Regions from separate parts of the Homo sapiens genome. Here region 2 is linked to region 1. A link is a loop called in an ENCODE intact Hi-C map of the cell type or tissue named here. Cell type or tissue: mammary epithelial cell. All regions are shown on one strand. Links, peaks and the distances in the headings refer to the core of each region. The heading gives the core; the rest is flanking DNA. Region 1 has its middle 21 kb from the start of LINC01871. Region 2 overlaps LINC00299 (long intergenic non-protein coding RNA 299).

The links. A loop is a pair of places that touch in the nucleus more often than their neighbours do. Peaks named below come from ENCODE experiments on the same cell type or tissue, not always from the same donor. Only the 100,000 strongest peaks of a DNase experiment are listed, where the experiment ranks them.
Region 2: it touches region 1 in a loop (1.8-fold over the local background); 1 of 110 quality-filtered maps calls a loop at or near these places.

Annotation. Positions count from the first base shown.
Region 1 is chr2:7,702,198-7,706,594 of GRCh38, forward strand. No RefSeq gene overlaps it. Among named protein-coding and RNA genes, the nearest start is that of LINC01871, 21 kb to the right of the region's middle. RefSeq lists an enhancer at 765-1,356. In mammary epithelial cell, for the core only: a CTCF peak has its summit at 2,439; no DNase peak of the experiment used is centred there.
Region 2 is chr2:8,089,295-8,093,691 of GRCh38, forward strand. All of the region lies in intron 7 of LINC00299 (long intergenic non-protein coding RNA 299), which reads right to left. Among named protein-coding and RNA genes, the nearest start is that of LINC00298, 110 kb to the left of the region's middle. In mammary epithelial cell, for the core only: no CTCF peak of the experiment used is centred there; a DNase peak (open chromatin) is centred at 1,867.

The DNA.
Region 1 (4,397 bases), core at 316-4,315:
GTATAAAACCAAATTGTTATCTGACTGCCTTGGGACCACTTACTCAAAACTTCTTGGGTTTGTGTTTTCCCCAGGCTGCAGTCACTCGTATTGGCTCAGAATAATCCTCTTTAAAATATTTTACAGAGTTTGGTTTTTCTGTTACATTCACCTTGGCAAGTGTTAGGGTGGCTTTCCCAGCCAAGGAGGAGTTCATTCTAATGGACAAGACACGCGTTCAAAGGCATCAGCTAGAGCAGTGGAATTCTAGGCCAGGAGTTGGCAGTGGAATTCCAAGGAATCTATCAAAGCAAACTACATGGCAAGGTCACACTTAGAAGCTGAGGTCAGCAGAGGTGTCCCTCCTCTGCTGACCTCAGAAAGCTGAGAGTTTTCAGGAACAAAATTCCAGTCTCTAGATCAAGAACTTACCAGAGGGAGGCAGGACCATGGCCCAGGCAGAAACTATGATCTAGCAAAAAAAAAAAAAAAAGTCAGAAGAAAGCCCATTTTCAAAACTGTTTTAGCAGATCATTATTCATTTTGAAGAACTCGCTTGACTTAATAAATATGAATTTGCAGCTGCTTCGTCTCTATCCCCACCTCCCTGCCTCAGCTCAGGGCAGGGCAGAGCACGGGGGAGGCCAGGAGACAGGACTGGCAGAGAACAAGGGATGGTGAGAGGGTTGGGGCCTCACTGCAGGGTGCTCCAGCCAGCGCCAAGGTGGGGATCTAGGTGTGGGGCACCCCAGAGTACCCAGTGGGTGCCAGGCTTTGTAGACAACTTTAGATTTTTCCCCTGAAGTTTTCATAATTTAAGTCTATAAAACAAACTGATAATAGAGTAACAGAAAAAAAAGCATACAAATATATTATGTGCACATATGAACACTGGAGTTATAAAAAAAAATATGAAACTCAAAGAAAGGGCAGAATGATTACAGAAAGACTAGTGTCTTGGAATGAACAAGACCAGTCATGGCAGGAAGAGAAGAGGAAACACCTGGGGCAAAGGTGGTCTTGTTATGCAAATGAAACCTCACAGGTAGCTGCTCTCAGAACCACAGGTAGCAGCCTGTGGTTGAGTTAATTTTTCCTAGGTCCAGACCAAGGGAGAAAGCCTGGCTGTTTATTTCACCAAGGCAGATCAGATGCAAATCTCCTCCACAAAAGGCAGCTTTGCAGGGCTGTTCTTGTTTGCAGGCCCACTGAAAAGTCATCTCAAAATGTGTCAAAGAAGTGTATTTGGGGTGAAATATTTTTGGTTTCCTTTACCTTGTGTGTTTATGGCATAAGCAAATAAGACCACCAGAAAAAAAAATTATACAAAATTTTATTTTAAAAAGACATTGAAGTAATCAGCATAGAAAAAAAGCAGGGATGTGTGTGAGTTCCTGTCATTGCTGTTAATGATTCTATTTTGAGGAGGGTCACCTTACTACTGTCAGTACTCAGCCGTTGCGGCATGTGATCTGGTTTTGGGTGGATGGAGGCCATGCCATAACAGCCAGGAGGACGGTGAGCACAGAACCAAACCAACTACCTCTAACTTCTAGTCACAAAGAAATCAGGATAGAGCTCTGACCACAGGGCTGGGTTCTGCTGCACAGCATGTGGGATCCCCTGATGCAGGCGTTCCTAAAGAATAGCAGCCATTCCAGAAATTACATCCCCCTCTGGCCTCCTGGCCCCTCTCTATTTAAAGCAAGCAGCAGCTAAATGTTTAAATTGAGCTTTAAAGCCATTTCCTCAAAGAGTTAACACAATATAAACCATCATAAAAGGAAAAAAGGACCCATTTATACTCAAATTACACAGGAGTAGCTTGTCTCCATCTAGGCTCAAGAGTATTTGCTCTTAAAAGCTATTTTTTCCCCAGAAACAATAGTGCAGGTGCATCGCACTTCAGTGTGCAACATATTCATCCTGGGAGGCAGGAAGGTGATTTCACACCTGTCTCCTCTTTTTATTCACTCCTGGCCTGGCTAATTTGCCCAATGTCAAGATTGGTATGGCCAAGTCTGTCGAGGAGAATTACTGCTTTGCAGCACGATGTCCTCACTCTGGGCATTTGGACTGTGTGATTTGCCGCATGTCTATTCTGAGTACATCTTTCTGTTTTTCATCATCCATAAATGGAACCGATTGGTAATAATAATCCAGAAGAGATTCTGTTTGTAGTGAAATATCGGAAAGAGAGAGAGAAGGAGAAAAGACAGTTTTAACTGGCATATGGTATGCATTGCTAAAGGGGAAAGGAAAGAAGAGCGACATTACTCTGTGCTTTGATTGGCTAAAGGTGAGTTACTGGAGAAGACGTCTGATCTTCACTTCTTACGTCTCAAAAATAGACTGCTAACCACTCGAATATGTCTGCAGAAGAAAGAGGAGAAAGAAGATGAAAAGAAAATTACAAGTACAAGTAAAGAAAATGCCTGTACTTCACTGTGCCTCCTGAATCAGGGAGGGAGGACTTTCCACATTTTTGCATACTAGAACTTGTGCAACAAACACAGGGTCATTTATATAACAAGACAGCATGCTGAGTACATTTTCTGAAAGTACAAATTTGTTTTGTGTGATGGTGACTACCCTATAAGCTTTCCATTTATTTCAACTCCATATATTCCTCTCATGTTTGTCTCCCAATTTGCTCTGGAATAGAATGGCCACATAAATTACATTTAAAAATTGTTTGGTTTGAGATAAATGTTAAAATAATAAAATTACCAGATTTATATGAATTTTAAGAAATCATATTTCTCTATCCATTACCAGTGGTTAACATTATTCTAACATTTCTATTTTTTAAGTATGATTTTATAATTCTAATAGAAAATGGATATCCTATAATCTCATCAATTTCTATGTCATCTCTTTGAAGGCTCACAAATTCCCAAATCAAACAAAAGGCTTTAAAAGAAACATTTGATGTTTTTGAGTAATGTGCAGGAAATTAATGAATATAAACTTATTTTTGTATTTTATGCTGCTTATTTAAATATTTAGAATATGGTTTTAATTACCATGAAACTTTACTAAACATCCACCTGTCAGTAAAGAAACTGATTATTTTTTGTAGATTTGCATTCTCCTGAAAAAGAAACAGGTGTGAAAACCTGCAGGTATTTATCCACCAACAAAAAATAAAGGATATCTGTGAAATGTGGAGGAAGAAGTAAACACGAATATAATCTTAAAATTGCAAAATCTCAGTATGTGATTCCAAACTCCAAGAACAAAAAGATTCCATGGAAGAAGGGAAATGCCTTCTTATCCTTGTGGAACCGTTCTCAAATACCAGGAATCTCATTCAGTTGTATCTATCTATCTATCTATCTATCTATCTATCTATCTATCTATCAATCTAGTTATAGTTTTTGATCCCTACAACAATCTTCCATGATGATTTATGGTAATATATTCTAATTTTATTGATGTAAGAATTATGGTTAAATTAAGAACCCAGGTGGAAGTTTCCTTTGAGCCTAAAAGTTCATCAGCCTGGGAAAAACAGCAAGACTTCCACTCTAAAAAAAAAAAATTTAAAGATTAATTTTTTAATTAATTTCTTAATTACAGGTTGCATGTGCCTGTAGTATCTGCTACTTGGGGGCTGAGGCAAGAAGATGGCTTGACCCCAGGAGGTCAAAGCTACAGTGAGCCCCGATGGCACCACAGCACTTCAGCCTGGGGGATGGAGTGAAGAACTAAGGTTAAGCAATTTTCCCAAGATCTTAATGATCATAAATGGAATTTCCTTATTTGCTATTAAATGTCTGTGAATCTGCTGCCATCTTCTCTATTACTCCCCATATTGGTCAATTTATATCTTTCTTCCTTTTTTCTTAGTCATTCTTGCTAGAGGTTTATCAATTCCATTGGCCTTTTCAAACCACAGGTTTTGGGTATTATTGATTTTTCTCTACTGGGTTTCTGTTGTTCTTTTTAATTTCATTGATTTCTGCTCCTTTTCATTTCCTCCCTTCGGCCTGCTTTGTGTTTATATTGCTCTTTCATTTCTGGTTTCTTTGATTGACTTGAGCCCTTGCTTTTTTCTTTCCTTTTTTTTTTTTTTTGAGACGGAGTCTCGCTCTGTCTCCCTGGCTGGACTGCAGTGGCGCGATCTCAGCTCACTGCAAGCTCCACCTCCCGGGTTCACGCCATTCTCCTGCCTCAGCCTCCCGAGTAGCTGGGACTACAGGCACCCGCCATCAGGCCCGGCTAATTTTTTGTATTTTTAGTAGAGACGAGGTTTCATCGTGTTAGCCAGGATGGTCTCGATCTCCTGACCTGGTGATCTGCCCACCTCGGCCTCCCAAAGGGCTGGGATTACAGCCGTGAGCCACCGCGCCCGGCCTGAGCCCTTGCTTTTTTCTAATGGAAGCATTAATGCTACAATTTCTCTCTAAATTGCA
Region 2 (4,397 bases), core at 179-4,178, 390 kb after region 1:
GCTGAACCACGTAGATGTAGACCTCTTTTACACTATAGCCAGAGCAATTGTAATTCCATCGTACTAAACCACTCTCAAGGCTGAAGTTACATGTAATAAAAGGACCTGTTCTGGCTCCAAAACAGAGCTAAGCACCTCGTCCTTCTATGACCTGATGTTGTGAATGGCCTCACCGTCTGTCCTCTAACACAAATCAGAAATCCAGATTTGATCATTATCTTTGATTCTTCCTTCCTTCTTCCTCAGCCCCTAAAACCAGTTGGCCCCCAAGCCTTATCAATTCTTACCTGTTCACATCTCTCAGATGGTGTTATGCCTCTCCATCACTCCTGTGACTGAAGTCACACCCTCATCATTCCAACCAGCTTTTGTGCACAACCTCATCATGCCTGTTCGTCTACTTCCACACTGAATGATTCATCCGCCAAATCTCCAATCCATCATGCCTCTTAAAACGGTTTAAAGTCGTGTAGTTGCTTCCCACTGCTTCCAAGATTTGTTTATCTACTTATCACCGTGTTCAAGGTCTTTCATCACGAGCTCCTAGAGACACTTCTTATCTCAGTACCCTTTGGCTGAGTCACATTAACCAATTTGTAATTCCCTGAGGTCCATGCATTTTATGCAACAGTTCTTGCTCTGCAATAATCTACCATCTCTTCGTCCACTTCTTAAGGCTCTGTCTGTCCTTCAAGTCACCACTCAAGCATTTTCTCTTTGTGAAGGCATTCCCAGAGTAGGATAGGAATCTGCATTCAAGTAATTCTCTACTAACATTAAAGCACTTATTACCTCGTGTTGTCATTATGAATCTTATTGACCACCTTGGCCATTATTAAACTACACACTTGCCCCTTTTAGATCAGAAATGGTATCTCATTCATCTGTGAATCCTCAGAGCTTAACCCAGTGCCTGGCTCAATAAATGATTATCAAGTGCATGGATGAATAGAGAAAGAAAAGAATGAATACAAGAATGGATGAAAAAGTGACTGAGCAAAGGAATGAGTAAGTGAAAAATGAGTGACAGCGCAGCACAACCCTTTAACCAGCTCTGCAGTTGGTTATCCATTGCATGTAAATGCCGCAACCGTGGGCTTCTTCTCATTGCCTGAGTTACCCCTGGGCAGCTTCATCTACTTCTTTGCATTAATGGCCTCTTGTAGGTTCTCCCCTCTAATAATCTCTATTTCCAGAAAATGGGCCCATGAGTTTCAGACTCGAACATGCACTTTAGTTGTACATCCCCATGTGGATGTTCCACAGACACTTCAAATTCAGAATGTTCCAAATTCATGATCTTTCTTCTATAACTCTGTTATTCGTGTTTCCTTTCTCAATGAAAAGCATCATTTCTGTAAGTGCAATCCTTATTTCTCCAAATTTCAAACATCCACATTCTATCAAGCCCTAGTATGTCTACCTTATAAATATCTCATACCACACCGGGCTCCCTCCAAACCCGCTGGCATTACTCTAGCCCAGGAAAGAACCCTGGCCCTCCTGGATGATTCCCACTGTCTCCTGGTCTCACTGCTTGCATTTTGTCCTGCTCAAATCTACTTTCCACCCACCAGCCAGGCTGCCATTTCACAATGAGCTCACCCCAGTGATTAAAACCCTCCAGTTGTTTTCCAGTGTCCTCTGGCTAAAGGCCAAACTCTTTTAAAAAGTTTACTGTGCCCTTCCTGATCCCTCACCACTCAGCCTTGAACCTGGTAACTCACTGCCTTCTGTCTACCATAATCTCCAATTGTGTTAAAGCACTTTCAGCTCTTCAAAGACAGGCTGTCCTCTGGGGCTCCAGGCTGACTCACATATGGCTCTTTCATTGTGAAACACCCTCCCTCATTCTGGCTACACAGCCTGCATGACTCCTGGCTCAGCTGATCTGTCACCTCCTATAAGAAGCCTCCCCTGCCCACTGGGTTGGGGCCCCTCCCATGTCCTTCTGTGAGAGCCTGCACTTCCTGTTTCATAGGAATCATAGGACTTACCACGTGATTATAGCTTTCGGTAATATGTCTTCTCTACACTCTGAGAACCATAACTAAACCATTAGATGACGGATCAGGATAGTGTGTGTGTTTGGAACTGTTGATCATTGAGCAATATCCATGTGAGCCTTTTCCTTTGATGCAGGTGACTGATAAATTTTCAGTCTCACAGTAAGTGCTCTGTGAGACACAGAGTCAAGGTGATTCTCTCGTACCTTGAGACCCATCTGTGCTTCTTTCTCCTGTCTCTGAGCCCCTCCTGTATGAAAATGATAGGGAGGCACTTGGAGCTCCAGGAGATTAGATACTTGATCAATCCCATGTGTGATTGGATTTCCAGCATCTAGTAAGGAAAGCTCTAAAAGAATATGTATAGTATATTGAATGAATATTGAACATTTGAACATTTGACTAATGAACAGACACTCACCAAGGACCTGTAACATTTTAGAAATGGTGTCAGGATCCTAGAGGAATACAAAGATATTCCCCACCCATGAGAAGGGCAGGATCTGATTGAGAAGACACAGAAACACATAAAAAGAATATTACTACAGTGCAGAACATTGTCCCAGAGAATCTGTGAGAAAGACTTGGTTGGTGCTTGAAAATTCAAAAAGAAAAAAAAAAGTGGCCAGGCTCAGTGGCTTATGCTTGTAATTCTAGCATTTTGGGAGGCTGAGGTGCATAGATAGCTTGAGCCCAGGAGCTCAAGACCAGCCTGGGCAAAATGACAAAAACCTGTCTCTACCAAAAGTGGTGCACACCTGTAGTCCTAGCTGCCCAGGAAGCAGAGGTTGCAGTGAGCCGAGATCATGCCACTTGCACACTAGCCTGTGCAACAGAGCCCTGTCTCAAAAGAATGAAAGAAAGAAAGAAAGAAAGAAAGAAAGAAAGAAAGAAAGAAAGAAAGAAAGAAAGAAAGAAAAGAAAAGAAAAGAAAAGGGAAGAAAAGAAAAGAAAAGGATAAATGCTCCAAGACATGACAGTTAGCAGAGTGAAAAGAAATCAGTTTGCACTGAAATATATTCTAGGATTAGGAAGCCACGCTTTGGAAACAGCAAGACAAGGCAGGAATAAGTGTCACGCATTTGGGGGCTCTACAGAGAAGGAAAAAAGAAAAAATAGACATTTTGAATAATGTCTATGTGCACATTACAATTTCATGTGAATTACTCACATTGTTTAATTTAATGCACTAGATTAAAAAGAAATGTTACATATTCTAAAAATTGCCCTGTTTTGACAAATAAGGAAAATGAAGCTCTGAGAAGTTCAGTAAATTTCACAGGAGCCTGCAAAAGTTTCAGGACTAGGATTTCAACCCCAACTCCTTTGACTCCAAGATTATTCCTTTCTTCTAGCCTGGCAGGTGAAAGCCTAGACTGGCAAATATTTTGTATGGGATGACGGTGGGAGTTAATGTTGAATCACAGCTGGAGAGCCCATATATTTCCAGTTCTCTGTTATGGCCATTTTCCCCTATCTGATTCCTATTTCCACTTTAATGGGTTGAGAACAATATCTGAGTCCTCTGAATAGTCACAATTTTTTTTTTTTTTTTTGAGATGGAGTCTCGTTCTGTCTCCCAGGCTGTAGTGCAGTGGCGTGACCTCAGCTCACTGCAACCTCCGCCTCCTGGGATCAAGCAATTCTCCTGCCTCAGCCTCCCGAGTAGCTGGGATCATAGGTGTGTGCCACCACACCAAGCTAATTTTTTATTTCTATTTTTAGTAGAGAGGGGGTTCCACCATGTTGCCCAGGCTGGTCTTGAACTTCTAACCTCAGGTGATCCACCAGTCTCGGCCTCCCAAAGTGCTGGTATTACAGGCATGAGCCACCGTGCCCAGCCTTGGATAGTCACAGGTAGACCATTTTTCATACCATGGACCAAGGAGCAAATCTTTTGGATTGTTCTCTGTTGAATTTCCAGGGATTTGTCTATATGAATTGATTCCCGGGTAGCGCATATGAATTATTAAGCAGTCGTATAATATTTGACTTTCTCTCTTGTTTTACAGGCAATCTGTGAGAATGACTGGGTTAATGCTTAAAAAGTCAAAAGAAAAGCAAAAAGTCTACACAGTAGTCTTTTTATTTATTGCTGGTGCCCCTCACTGTCTTTGGGAAGCTCACCATATCATGCCCAATGGATAAGGGATTTGCTGAGCCCTCAAAACCATGTGCTCATAGAACCTGTCTTAAGATTTGCTTCAACTATGAAAATGCTTTCACCTTTATCCTAATATAAGATGCTATTTTTCCCCTTAGAATGTGTAACTATGGTTTTCATAGAATAAATCATGCCAATAAATACTTTCACATATTGCTGGTAGGAGTATAAATGGATTCAACCATTTTGGAAGGCAAATTGGAAATATGTATCAAGAACTTTAAAAA